Regions from separate parts of the Homo sapiens genome. Here region 2 is linked to region 1. Evidence: read pairs that join two places in POLR2A ChIA-PET (ENCODE). Cell type or tissue: GM12878. All regions are shown on one strand. Links, peaks and the distances in the headings refer to the core of each region. The heading gives the core; the rest is flanking DNA.

Region 1 (7,285 bases), core at 2,778-5,277:
GTCATTTTTCATCTCTCTTAAAAACTTTTTTAATTTTAATTTTTTATTTATTTATTTTTTTGGAGACAGAGTCTCACTCTGTTGCCCAGGCTGGAGTGCAGTGGCACCATCTCGGCTCACTGCAACCTCCGCCTCTTGAGTTCAAGCAATTCTCCTGTCTCAGCCTCTCGTGTAGCTGGGACTAGAGTCGCACGCTGCCACACCTGGCTAATTTTTTGTATTTTAGTAGAGACAGGGTTTCACTGTGTTGCCCAGGCTGGTCTCGATGTCCTGAGCTTAGGCAACCTGCCTGCCTCAGCCTCCCAAAGCGCTAGGATTACAGCCATGAGCCACTACGCCCAGCGTTATTTTATTTTATTTTATTTTATTTTGAGACAGCATCTCACTCCGTCACCCGGGCTGATGTACAATGGCACAATCTCATCTCACTGCAGCCTTGACCTCCCTAGCTCAGGTGATCCTCCCACCTCAGCCTCCTGGGTAGCTGGGATTACAGGTGTGCACCACCACATGTCGCCAATTTTTTGTATTTTTTTGTTTTTTGTAGAGATGAGTTTTTGCCATGTTGCCCAGGCTGGTCTTAGACTGCTGGGCTCAAGCAGTCTGCCTGCCTCGACCTTCCAAAGTGCTAGGATTACAGGCATTAAGCCACTGTGCCCAGGAAAACAAAAACAAAAACAAAAAACTTTAGGCCAGGTGCAGTGGCTCACACCTGTAATCCCAGTACTTTGGGAGGCCTAGGCGGGCAGATCACCAGAGGTCAGGAGTTCGAGATCGGCCTGGCCAACATGGTGAAACCCTGTTTCTACTAAAAATACAAAAATAAGCCGGGTGTGGTGGTGCACGTCTATAGTCCCAGTTACTTGGGAGGCTGAGGCAAGAGAATCACTTGAACTGGGAGGTGGAGGTTGCAGTGAGTCGAGATCGCGCCATTGCACTCCAGCCTGGGCGACAGAGTGAGACTCCACTTCAAAAAACAAAAACAAAAACAAACAAAAACAAAAAAATACTTTAAACATTTTTTGAAAAGCAGGTCTGCCGGCAAAAATGTCCTTAATTTTTTTGTTTGTTTGTTTTTAGGCAAGAGTCTTGGTCTGTCACCCAGGGTGGAGTGCAGTGGCACAATCATGGCTTACTGCAGCCCTAATCTCCCTGGCTTGGGTGATCCTCTCACCTTGACCTCCAGAGTAGGCATGTGCCACCATGATTGGCTAAGTTTTGTAATTTTTTGTAGAGGCTGGGGTCTCACTATGTTGTCCAGGGTGGTCTTGAACTCCTGGGCTCAAGGGGCCCTCCCTGCCTCAGCTTCCCAAAATGCTGGGATTACGGATGTGAATTTTCTCAATTTTTGTTTGTCTGATAAAGCTTTCTTCTTTTGTTTTCTTTCTTTCTTTCTTTCTTTTTTCTGAGACAGAGACTTGCTCTGTCTTCCCGGCTGGAGTGCAGTGACTGGATCTCAGCTCACTGCAGCCTCCACTTCCCGGCTCAAGGGATCCTCCTGCCTCTGCCTCCCAAAGTGCTGCTGGGGGATTACAGACGTGAGCCACTGCACCTGGCCCTATCTAAACAAATCTAAACATTAAAAGGGTACAGTAAAAATATGGTATCTTCTGGGACAATCATCATATATGTGGTCTGTTGTTGACCAAAACGTCTTATGCAGTGTATGACTGTAGTTTCCTTTCAGGGCAGGCCTTATTAAGAACAGTGTTCTGGGCCGAGCACGGTGGCTCATGCCTGTAATCCCAGCACTTTGGGAGGCCAAGGCGGGCGGATCACTTGAGGTCAGGAGTTCAAGACCAGCCTGACCAACATAGAGGAACCCCATCTCTACTAAAAATACAAAATTAGCCAGGCGTGGAAGTTCATGCCTGTAATCCCAGCTACTTGGGAGGCTGAGGCAGGGGAATCACTTGAACCCAGGATGCGAAGTTTGCGGTGAGCCAAGATCACTCAATTGCACTCCAGCCTGGGCAAGGAGAGCAAAACTCTGTCTCAAAAGAAAAAAAAAATCCCCTGAAAAAATCAGAGTGTTCTGGGTGTATTCCAAAACGGCTGCTTTTCCTCTCCCCCTGCTGGAAGCATGAGGGGATTTTTTTCAGATCATTGTGAGAACCCAGTTGGGCTTCTGGAGGTAAAACTCAACAAAATTGCAAGAGCCCCTCTGGCAAAGAGGAGGCAGGAACAGTGATCAATTGTATCAGATAAGAATTAGCCAGCTGGACTCAGTTTAGATGATCCCAATTTTGTCGGCAACATTCAAAGCATCATAATCAGGAGCCAGTCGAACATATGCCTTTATGCCTTCTTCTCTCCATCAGGCCGAATCAGGGTGTTGGCCTTGGCCACATCCACGTCATAGAGGTTCTTCACAGCCTGTTTGACTTGGTGTTGTTGGCTTTAACATCCACAATCAACACAAGTGTGTTGTTGTCTTCCATCTTCATAGCAGACTCGGTGGTCAGTGGGAACTTGATGATGGCATAGTGGTCAAGCCTGGGAGAGAGGCAAAATGGGGTCACCTGGGCTGGGCTCGGTAGAAAGATGGGCTCTCTTTTGGAGTCCAGCTGGCTCTCCTTTTTTTTTTTTTTTTTTTTGAGACAGAGTCTCCGTTGCCCAGGCTGGGTGCAATGGCGCAATCTTGGCTCACTGCCACCTCTACCTCCCGGGTTCAGTCGATTCGATTCTCGTACCTCAGCCTCCTGAGTAGCTGGGATTACAGGCATGCGCCACCATGCCCAGCTAATTTTTGTGTTTTTAGTAGAGACGGGGTTTTTGCCATGTTGACCAGGCTGGTCAACTCCTGACCTCAAGTGATCCTCCTGCCTCGGCCTCCCAAAATGCTGGGATTATAGGTGTGAGCCACTGGCTCTTCCTTTTGATAGGAAAAGTTTTGGAGGAGAGGTTGAGTTAGAGTGAGATTGGGGTGGATTTTACAGAGAATAGGAAACAAGGAATTGGATACAGCAAATGTAGATCATTCTTTCAAAGGTGTTTTGCTGGAAAAGGGAGCAAAGAAATGGGGCAGTAGATAATGTCTAAAGCTTAGTTAAGAGAAGCCTTATTATAGGGGAATAAAAAAAACTTATGTATATTCTTTTTGTTTGTTTTTTTTTTCGAGATGGAGTTTCACTGTTGTTGCCCAGGCTGAAGTGCAATGGCACGATCTTGACTCATTGCAACCTCCGCCTCCCGGGTTCAAGCGATTCTCTTGCCTCAGCCTCCCAAGCAGCTGGGATTGCAGGCATGTGCCACCATGACCGGCTAATTTTTGTATTTTTAGTAGAGATGGGATTTCACCATGTTGGTCAGGCTGGTCTCGAACTCCTGACCTCAGGTGATCCGCCCACCTCAGCCTCCCAAACTGTTGGGATTACAGGTGTGAGCCACTGTGCCTGGCCTATCTTATGTATATTCTAATGGGAATGATCCAGCAGAGAGCAAAAAAAATAAAAAATAAAAAATAAAACCCTGATGTAGCAGAGAGAGGGGATAATTTCTGAGTGATATCCATGAGTAATCAGAGGGGACTGGATCAAGTGCACAGGCAGAGGGCTGGGCTCTAATAGCAGAGATGCTTTGTCTATAATAGTAGGCAGGAGCCCAGAGCGTGGGGATTTAGAGAATGATAGATAGGTGTGGGGAGGGGGGAGATCACACAGCTTCTCTGCTGATTGTGTCAACATTCACAGTGAACCGAAAGAAAGCCATTAACTGGAAGTGAGGGGAAGGGAGGAGGTGTTGGAGGTTTGAGCAGAAAGGAGAGGTTATAAAATAACTGCTTGGAAAATGAAGGGAGAAATTAACCTGGATAAGTGTTGTATGATTGCCAAGGGGCGTGAAGACTCCACGTGAGGTTTGTGGTTGTGAATTTGAAAGTGAAACTCGTTAGTGTGATGCCAGCCTCATTTGGCTGGACAGGTGCAGATGCCTACCAGGCAGCAAATTGGAATTATCACCAGGGTTGTGGTTTTGCCCAGGGAGTGTGAGGAAGTGAGAGGGGGAGGTTGATAAAGGTGTACACACTGGAGAGAGGACTCTGACCATGGAATCTAAACAGGGACGAAGGGGAGGAGGACATCAAGTCACTGATGATGTGATCTTAGGACTGATTCAGATTTGTCTTAGGAAGACAAGAATCTACCTCTACGGGGAGAATTCTTCACAAACACACAGATACAGACCATTATGTAGATATAATCTAGTCACAGGTTCTTGGGAAATATTTAACATTTTTGTTCGTTTGTTTGTTTTGAGACGGAGTCTCGCTCTGTCGCCCAGGCTGGAGTGCAGTGGCACGATCTCGGCTCACTGCAAGCGCCGCCTCCCAGTTTCACGCCATTCTCCTGCCTCAGCCTCCTGAGTAGCTGGGACTACAGGCGCCCGCCACCATGCCCGGCTAATTTTTTTGTATTTTTAGTAGAGACGGGGTTTCACCATGTTAGCCAGGATGGCCTTGATCTCCTGACCTCATGATCCACCTGTCTCGGCCTCCCAAAGTGCTGGGATTACAGGTGTGTACTTGGTGTTATCTTTACTCTCCTTGGGTATAGTAAGAATTTGCTACTAGTTTGAAGGTCATGGGGACTTTTTGAAAGGCTTCTTATGGGGATGTGTTTCGGGGATCATTCTTTTTATTTTTTTAGACAGTCTCGCTCTGTCACCCAGGCTGGAGTGCAATGGTGCGATCTTGTCTCGGCTCACTGCAACCTCTGCCTCCCAGGTTCAAACAATTCTCCTGCCTCAGCCTCCCAAGTAGCTGGGGTTACAGGTGCCCACCACCATGCCTGGCTAGTTTTTTGAATTTTTAGTAGAGATGGGGTTTCGCCATGTTGGCCAGACTGGTCTCAAACTCCTGACCTCAGGTGATCCACCCACCTCGGCCTGCCAAAGTGCTGGGATTACAGGCATGAGCCACTGTGCCCAGCTGTTTCGGGGGTCATTCTTATAGAATTTTTACTGATCAAGATAATGTGAACATTCTGTAACTTATGGTCTGCCCCTTCTCCCCTTCTTTTGGGTTTTCTCTGTAAGAAAGGACAAATGTCCACTGTAAAGGTGATTATTTAAAAAATAGCTGCTAAGGTTCAGTTTTACCTTTATCTTTTTTTTTTTTTTTTTTTTTTTTGAGGCAAGATCTCACTCCTGTTGTCCAAGCTGGAGTGCATTGGCAGATCTCAGCTCAGTGCAGACTCAACTTCTTGGGCTCAAACAATTCTCCTACTTCAGCCTCCCGAGTAGCTGGGACTACAGGCACACACCACCACACCCAGCTAATTTTTTGTATTTTTTTATTTTTGTTTTTGAGACAGAGTCTCGCTCTGTTGCCCAGGCTGGAGTGCAGTGGCACGATCTCAGCTCTCTGCAACCTCCGCCTCCTGGGTTTAAGTGATTCTTCTGCCTTGGCCTCCTGAGTAGCTGGGACTACAGGTGCACACCACCATGCCCAGCTATTTTTTGTGTTTTTAGTAGACAGGTTTTGCCATGTTGCCCAGGCTGGTCTCAAACTTAAGGGCTCAAAAGATCCACCCGCCTTGGCCTCTCAAAGTGATGGGATTACAGGCATGAGTTGACACTAGCGTAACTCTTATCTTTTTTTGCCACCACCCATTCCAAAAGCACATTACAGTAGTCCCACCTGTATCTGCCATTTCTCTTTCCTCGTTTTCAGTGTGCTGTGGTCAACTGTGTCTGAAAATAGGTTAGTAAAGTACAGTATAATAATTTGAGAGCAAAGGAGAGCAATCACATTCAAGTAAGTTTTCTTTTCCTTTTTGAGACAGGATCTCACTCTGTTGCCCAGGCTGGATTGTAGTGGTGTGATCATGGCAGCCTCTACCTCCTAGGCTCAAGGGATCCTCTCACCTCAGCCTCCCAAGTAGCTGGGACTACAGGCATATGCCACCAAGCCTGGATACTTTTTGTTTGTTTGTTTGTTTGAGAAAGAGTCTCACTCTGTCGCCCAGGCTGGAGTGCACTGGCCTGATCTTGGCTCACTGCAGACTCCGCCTCCCAGGTTCCAGTGATTCGCCTGCCTCAGCCTCCCAGGTGGCTGGGATTACAGTACAGGTATGCACCACCACGCCCGGCTAATTTTTGTATTTTTAGTAGAGACAGGGTTTCGCATGTTGGCCAGGCTGGACTCAAACCCCTGACCTCAGGTGATCTGCCCGTCTCGGCCTCCCAAAGTACAGGGATAACAAGCATCAGCCACTGTGCCTGGCCAATTTTTGTATTTTTGTAGATATGGGATCTCCCTGTGTTGCTCAGGCTGGTCTCGAACTTCTGGGCTCAAGTGATTCTCCTGCATCAGCCTCCCAAAATGCTGGGATTACAGGCATTAGAAGTGTGAGCCACGGTTCTTGGCCCATGTAACTTTTATTGCACTGTATTGTTTTTTGTTTTGAGACAGAGTCTTACTCTGTTGCCCAAGCAGGAGTGGAGTGGTGTGATCAGTGCTCACTGCAGCCTCAACCTCTGGAGCTCAGGTGATTCTCCCACCTCAGCCTCCCAGGTAGCTGGGACTACAGGTGTGCGTCCCCACATCTGGGTAACTTTTTGTATTTTTTGTAAAGACAGAGTCTCACTTTGTTGCCCAGGCTGGTCTCGAACTCCTGGGCTCAAAGGATCCTTGCACTTTGGCCTCCCAAAGTGCTGGGATTACGGGCGTGAGCCACCACGCCCCAGTCCTCTTGTTAATCTTTTACTGTGCTTAATTTTTTAAAAATTTTTTTCATTTTCCTTTTTTTTTTTTTTTGAGATTGAGTGTCACTCTGTCGCCCAGGCTGGAGTGTAGTGGCACGATCTCGGCTCATTGCAACCTCCACCTCCTGGGTTCAAGCGATTCTCTTGCCTCAGCCTCCTGAGTAGCTGGGATTACAGGCACGCACCACCATGCCCAGCTAATTTTTGTATTTTTAGTACAGACGGGGTTTCACCATGTTGGTCAGGCTGGTCTCGAACTCCTGACTTCATGATCCACTCCCCCACTCCTCGGCCTCCCAGAGTGTTGCGATTACAGGCGTGAGCCACTGTGCTCGGCCTACTGTGCTTAATTTATAAATTAAACTTTATCTTAGGTGTGAATGCCTAGGAAAAAGCATAGTAGAAATGGTTTACTGTCCAAGGTTTCAGGCATCCGTGGGGGTCTGGAATGTATCCCCAGCTAAGGTGATACTCTGGTATTTGTGTGACACATCAGGAGAGCTGTCACACCCCTGGGCCCATCTTCAGACAAGCTGTCCTACTGAGCCTTTGGGGAAGCAGCTCCCTGGGACAGCCTGGC
Region 2 (7,285 bases), core at 1,371-3,870, 110 kb after region 1:
TTGCTCAGGCTGGAGTGCAGTGGCACGATGTCGGCTTACTGCAACCTCTGCCTCCCGGGTTCAAGCAATTCTCCTGCCTCAGCCTCCTGAGTAGCTGGGACTACAGGCGCCCACCACCATGCCCGGATAATTTTTGTATTTTAAGTAGAAACGGGGCTTTACCATGTTGGTCAGGTTGGTCTCAAACTCCTGACCTCAAGAGATCCGCCCACCTTGGCCTCCCAAAGTGCTGGGATTACAGGCGTGAGCCACCGCATCCGGCCAAAATAGTTATTTTGACGTAGTTACAACTATTTTTCCTTTGGAAATAAATCAGGAGTTTTAGAAAATACTGAGTTTCCCACATCTTTCAGTAATGTTAAAACTAATGTGCACTAGTGAGACAGGAACGAGTATCATGTATTGCCTTTGATTATTGTTATTGAGTATTAGGTTTACTTCTGTCACCACTTGTGCATCTATGTTTTTTTCATTCTAATCACAGAGTAATGTAAAATAAGCATTCGTGTTTTCAAAATATACACTACTCATTAGAACTTTCACCTGAAATTGTGTGTTTTTAATTTATACAGAATTGGTGTGTAAACTAAAGGAGTTTTCTTAACGAAAAAAGTAGAAAGTTAATTAGAAAGTTTCTAGGAAAGAAGGTTGAGTTGTTTTTTTTTTTTTTTACAAAGTATCTAGAAATAAAAGGTAAATTTTTTTTTTCTTTTGTTTTGAGATGGAGTCTAGCTCTGTCGCCCAGGCTGGAGTGCAGTGGTGCAATCTCAGCTCACTGCAGTGTCCACCTCCCGGGTTCAAGGGATTCTCCTGCCTCAGCCTCCTGAGTAGCTGGGATTACAGGTGCTCGCCACCACACCCAGCTAATTTTTGTATTTTTAGTAGCGACGGGGTCGCTGGTCTTGAACTCCTGAGCTCGTGATCTGCCCACCTCAGCCTCCCGAAGTGCTGGGATTACAAGCGTGAGCCACCGCGCCCGGCCAGAAGGTAAAATTTTAAAGCAGCTGTGTAATATGTAGAGAAAGTAACTAAATCTTTGAGTTTACAAAGGATTTGGGATATTTGCTTAATTCTCAGACTTGAAATTAACTAACTTACTAAATGTTTTCTTTATTCTGGCAAGTGACAGAACATTGATATAGACAGTATTACTCACGTTTTGTTTTATTTGAATGTAAATCGGCAGAGTCTCTCTGTATCTTGAAATATACAGGAGAAATTTTCCTTAACCTAAGATTGAAATATTATTTAAATGTATAACCCATTTTTGCCAACCCCTGAGCCAGAAACCCAAAGAAGGATACATATAGAAGTGGTTTCTTATTGACAGCTTTAATTTATGCAAATATCCAGGGTTGTTTTGTTACTACCAAAAATAAAATAAATGTATTTCTTAATATGTTACATGATATAAATGACATCATTTTAAATAGTGACTTTCTAGGGATAGAATATCTTTGGTAAAGATAAAAGCTGGTTTTTGTCAGATGTTAAATGTAGAAAATTGAGAAGGGCTATGGAACAAAATCTTTGATTTACAAGTTGACAAAATGCTGGAACACACAGAGACTATATAGATTCATTTGATATAAGAGCTTCATTTAAGGGAAGGAATTCAAGGCTCTTTCAGCTTGTGATTTCTATTTTGGTGTATTCTGTCCCCACCTAATGATTTATACAATGTGATGATGGTAATTCAGAGCTAGAAAGTAGGTTGTTTCTGGTTTCAGTCCTTCTTTTTATCTGAAATACTGAAAGAGCCGAACTGTATTCTGTACAGGTAGTGGTTACTTTTCTTCTGCTTAGACTTAAAAACACAGCCTGTTTGTTAGCTTTTGTTGGCACCAAATAGTACTTGGACAGTATATATTTCACAGCGACATATTTTTTCTACCTAACATTAAGCACTTGCTTAATTTGAAGAACTGTTCTGTTGAGCCTGCCTAAGACAAAATTTCAGTGTACATAGCACAGTCTGAATTAATAGAACTCAAACTTACTAGGCCATGAAAATGGCTTAATCAACAGTGAACCCTTTAAAGACCTTGTCAGGTAGTGTTCTAATAGTGATTTTAGAAAAAAAAACAATGATTAGTGTTTAAAGATACTCTTTGTTTTAGAGTTTGTTTTCTTTTTTAAAGCCCTCTTGAGTAACTTCTGGGGTTGTGCCTATGTTCTGTTTAGAGGGAAAAAAATTGCATTTCTATACTTTATATTGAACCACAGCCATTCAGTCTAATTACTAATCTCTTCTTGGTAGAAGTCCTTTCAGACTGAATTGTTTATTCTTCCTTATCTCTAACCTGAGGGTATATTGTTGCTGAGTTGTTAGATTTTATTCTTCTTTGTTGTCATTCTGCAGTTTCGATTCCTACCTCCCCCTCCCATTTTGGTGATGGATGGCTGATCTGATGTTTGTGAGGCATTCAGGATTTGATAGCTGTGTTAAGAGAGACTCAGCATTCCTTTCTGGACACCTTCTCTTTTCTCTGTTGAAAGTTCTGAATCGTTTGTGCTGTCAGTAGTTTTTGATAGGTAGAGGGTCAAAGACAACTCTGTTGATTAATTGAATTTCCATGTCAAATAGCTTTTTATTTTGAGGTATAGAGCCTGAGTTTAAATGCAGGTTCTGAAACTAACTACATAGTCCTCTCTCAGTATTCGTGGGGGATTGGTTCCAGGACCATCGGTGGGTACCAAAATCCACACACATTCAAGTTCTTTAAATAACATGGTGTCGTATTTGCATGTAACCTATGCACATCCTCCAACATACTTTAGACCATATCCTCCCTTATACTTTACATCGTCTCCAGATTACTTATAGTATTCAGTGCAATGTAAAGGCCATGTAAATAGTTATTATACTGTATTGTTTATGGAATAAAGACTTAAAAAATTCTATACATGTTTAGTACAGAAGCAACCATCCTTTTTTTGTTCCTCCAAATATTTTCAGTCCGTGGTTGGTTGAAACCACAGATGTGGAACCCAGGGATATGAAGGCCAAGTCTGTGGCTTTATTGAACAGATGTTACTTAACACCTTTGTCTCTTGGTTTGCTCACTTATAAAAGAGGAGGTAATAATAGTGCCTATCCTGTAGGAATATTGTCATATATGTATAATACTTACAGCAGTACCTGGTGTACAGTTAGCACTCAATAAATATTAGTATCGCTGTCATTATAGTTTGGATGAAAAAGCTAATGGGAGTTTTAAGTAGAAAAGGGATGTTACCAGAATTGAGTTTCAGAAACATTGGTTTGATAGCCAAGGGGAAGGTAGATGGGTGCTAGGTTAGCAAAGGTTGAGGCAGGAAGACCTGTGCGTGGATTGAGTTGTGTTTCTGTCAGAAGACACAATTACAACAAATATCGTTTAAAGATTTCAGTTGGCTTTATTTGTGGTTCTAGAATTGGGCAATACCTTATGAAGTAGAATAAATGTAAGCATTCCAATGAGTGCAGTAGAGGAGGTTGGCTTCATAGACAGAAAAAGGGCTGAAGAAAGCAGAAACAAAGAACAAAAAGCACCAGTAGACTTCCCTGATGTAGGGTTGCCAAAGCCTTCAGTTTGCTAGGTGAGAAAAAGTAGTATCTGCAAAGCGCAGCAAAGCAAATGCAATGAAATGAGATATGCTGGTAGCTGACTGTTCAGCTCCGTGTTACTGCTGTCAAGACAGAGATAAGGGTTTATGTTATTAAGATGATTTAGTTTTGAGTTTTGAGGTTAGCTAGCACTGAGGGACCCATCTTACATATTTAAGCAGTCAGAAAGGAGAACATATTTTTGCCAGATAGTAATTAAAATTTCTAATAGAGGCCAGCAACCCTTCCAACAGAGAGAAAGCAGGTGTGAGACCAAGTCACCAAATCCCATTGGTCCTGGTCAGGTGCCTCACTTCTCACCAGAAGAGGTTTTAAGAATCTCTTGCCAGGCACGGTGGCTCACATCTGTAATCCCGGCATTTTGGGAGGCTGAGGCAGGCAGATCCCCTGAGGTCAGGAGTTTGAGAATGGCCTGGCCAACATGGTGAAACCCTCTCTCTATTAAAAATAGAAAAAAATTAGCTGGGTGTGGTAGTGGGCACCTTCAGTCTCAGCTACTCGGGAGGCTGAGGCAGGAGAACTGCTTGAACCTAGGAGACGGAGGTTACAGTGAGCCGAGGTTGGGCCACTGCACTCCAGCCTGGGCAACAGAGCGAGACTCCTTCTAAAAAAATAATAATAAAAAAGTCTTGAGTGGAAAAATACAAAAACTCTTTCGGTTCAACTCTTCCATTTCCTGAGATCTTGTGTTCAGGCCTGCAGGGAAGTCCCAGGCTGTCGTTCAGGGGCTTGGGGAAGCAGACCTCTGCAGTGCTCCCAGTTGTCTGAGGAATGCAGTGTTAACTGTCCAAGTTTTACCAGCCTAGGGCAGTGTCTTCAAGGTGGGCTCCTTCTAAGATGACCTATCGGGTACCTGAGAAATACTAAAACAACTTTTTTTTTTGAGATAGAGTCTCGCTCTGTCACCCAGGCTGGTGTGTGGTGGTGATCTCGGCTCACTGCAACCTCCGCCTCCTGGGTTCAAGCAGTTCTCTTGCCTCAGCCTCCTGAGTAACTGGGATTGCAGGTGTGCATCACCATGTCTGGCTAATTTTTGTAATTTTAGTAGAGACGGGGTTGCACCGTGTTGGTCAGGCTGGTCTCAAACTCCTGACCTCAAGTAATCCGCCCTCTTCAGCCTCCCAAAGTGTTGGGATTACAGGCGTGAGCCACTGTGCCCGGCTAGATTTTTAATTTTAATGGAGCCTGGATGTTTCATGTACAAGTAACGTATTTTGGGATGTGTGCTTCTTGTCTACTCTTGGGGTTATACAATTATAAGAACTCCCCTACAGTGGCCTATGAGGCCTACCCTGACCTTGGACTCGACTCGTCCGTTGCCGGCACCCTCCACCCTCAGTTGTGTTCTAGTCCTGCCGGCTCGCTTGCTCTCTCTTGCTCGTTCTTGTTCTCTCTCTCTCTCTTGCTCTCTCTCTGACTCTGTCTGTCTGTCTCTCTTCTCTCTCCAGCTGGTACCTACCCTCTGCATATGTTTAATCCTTCTTGCTCTACTTTTTTTTCTTAGCACTTACTGCCTTTGAATATTGTGTGAAATTTATAGAATACAAAAAAATCTGTTGGTTATTGTTTGTTTCTCCCTGCAGAATGTAAACCCCTTGAGGTCAGGAGTGTCTTTCTACTTTGTTCATAGATGTATTCTAAGTGCTTGTGCTGTTTTTTTTTTTTTTGAGATGGAGTCTTGCTGCCGCCAGGCTGGAGTGCTGTGGCGCGATCTCGGCTCATTGCAACCTCTGCCTCCTGGGTTCAAGCGATTCTCCTGCCTCAGCCTCCTGAGTAGCTGGCACTACAGGCGTGCACCACCATGCCCAGCTAAATTTTTTTTTTTTTGTATTTTTAGTAGAGGCAGGGTTTCACCATGTTGGCCAGGATGGTCTCGATCTCTTGAAATCATGATTTGCCCGCCTCAGCCGCCCCAAAGCATCTGGCACATATTAGGGCTTGTAAGTTCCATTAATGAGTGAGTAAATTATTCAGGAAGATTTGGGAATACAAAAATGAATCAAACGTGCTCCATGCCCTGAGTTGCTTCATATAGCAGCAAAGACCAATTTATATGAAAATAATTTTAAGTCTGTGAGAAACGCAGCAGTAGAATTATATGGAGGGTAGAGAGGTGACAGTAATAAGGAGGTGATTAATTCTCTGGGGGTGGTGGTAGACACATAAGCATTTAAATAATGTAAATGTTTTGAAAATGTGACAGTTTTTAACCCATTAACTGTTGTGGTAGGCTTACTTTCGCTTGTCCAGAGAAAATGGAAATGAAGATTATTTGAATACAGTGTGCTTGTGACTCTGTAGAAACTTGTCTTTGATAGACATCTATGTAAGCTGAATTAAGCAGAGGGCAAATCTCTGTCATTTGTTCCTCTATGTTTATGTTGTATAATTTGGTGTCATTTCAATCATTTCATGATTCCTGTTTTAGTAAATTTATAGTAGGGTGCCTGTTGGTAGTATATCAATGTTCCTCACCCCCTCCTTTGTTTCTAATACACCCTGGATCCTTTTGGATATTTAATAATTACCTTAAGGATGCTAATTTGGGACAAAATGAGTCATTTAGGGGTGGATTACTTTATTTCATCAAAATCATTGAACAGAGTGCTTGGACAATAATGTTTTGACATTGCCCAGCTGCTGTGTGGCTCCACTGTGCTCTCCCTAGTGGTGACTGATGAAGGGGAGAGAGGAGGCAGGAAAGGGGCTTGCTCCTGAGACAGGCACTACCTTTTGTGATGGATGCTCTGCTTGCAGAACCCAGCTGAGCATCTGTCCGGACACACTCCTTCCCAGTTCACATAAATAATGTAGCAGTGATAGTAACAAGGATGAAAAGCAAAATGCTGATTTTGCTGCCCCCTGCCTGTTTCTTTTTTTTAGTGGGGTGATGTACTTCACAGACAAATAATGAATTACCACCCTCACTGTTGGGGTGATTTAGGCCCTCCTTTAATTGTTTTAATCAGGTTTTTACAATAAGTCGATGACAGAGTCCAAGATGACACGGTTAATGGTGTCTGGCATTCACTGAGCATTTCCTGTGTGCTGTGCACTCCATCCAAGGCCTTGCTTGAATTATTTCATTTCATCTCCATGATAACCTTGTGCAGTGGGTACTGTTATTAACCACATTGTATAGATGGGCATATGGAGACTTTCCCAAGGTTATGCAGTTAGAAAATCTTAGATTAGGAGAACCCTGGCCATCTGACTCCAGAGCTAGAGACCTTTACCACTAGGCTAAATTTGCTGAAGACTGGGAAGCTCAGTCAGAACTAAGGATGAAATGTTGCTGCCTGCTCTTAGAGTACCAGATGAAGAGAGTCACCTACCATTTAAAATCACCCAGCAAAATAGGTAGGACTAAACTTCACTATTGATGAAATTAAACCACAGCTTTATTCTCAGAACTAAACAAAAAAATTCAGCTGTTCAGTGCATTGAGGTTGGTGATCCATTGGCTTGCACCATTTCTCTTTTCTCATGAAATAGAAGGCATTTCTGCCTTTGCTGTGTAATTTGCTTGATTTTCTTCATTTTGCCGCTCTTTGGTGTAGAAACGGGCACCCTGCTTCAGCTGGTGGGGACTAAAAACTAATAGGAGGAAAGGCAAAATTCTTATCTGACCCTGTTTTTTAAAGAAATCTTGTCAAGTTCTAGAAATCTAACGGC

What was found. ChIA-PET counts read pairs that join two places held together with the same protein. Peaks named below come from ENCODE experiments on the same cell type or tissue, not always from the same donor. Only the 100,000 strongest peaks of a DNase experiment are listed, where the experiment ranks them.
Region 2: POLR2A ChIA-PET joins it to region 1 with 9 read pairs; 10 of 35 experiments call an interaction of 5 or more read pairs at or near these places.

Annotation. Positions count from the first base shown.
Region 1 is chr1:8,826,324-8,833,608 of GRCh38, reverse strand. It overlaps the pseudogene RPL23AP19. Among named protein-coding and RNA genes, the nearest start is that of RERE, 12 kb to the right of the region's middle. In GM12878, for the core only: no CTCF peak of the experiment used is centred there; a DNase peak (open chromatin) is centred at 3,919.
Region 2 is chr1:8,718,262-8,725,546 of GRCh38, reverse strand. The region is part of intron 1 of RERE (arginine-glutamic acid dipeptide repeats); the gene reads left to right. Among named protein-coding and RNA genes, the nearest start is that of RERE, 96 kb to the left of the region's middle. RefSeq lists a silencer at 4,208-4,448. In GM12878, for the core only: no CTCF peak of the experiment used is centred there; no DNase peak of the experiment used is centred there.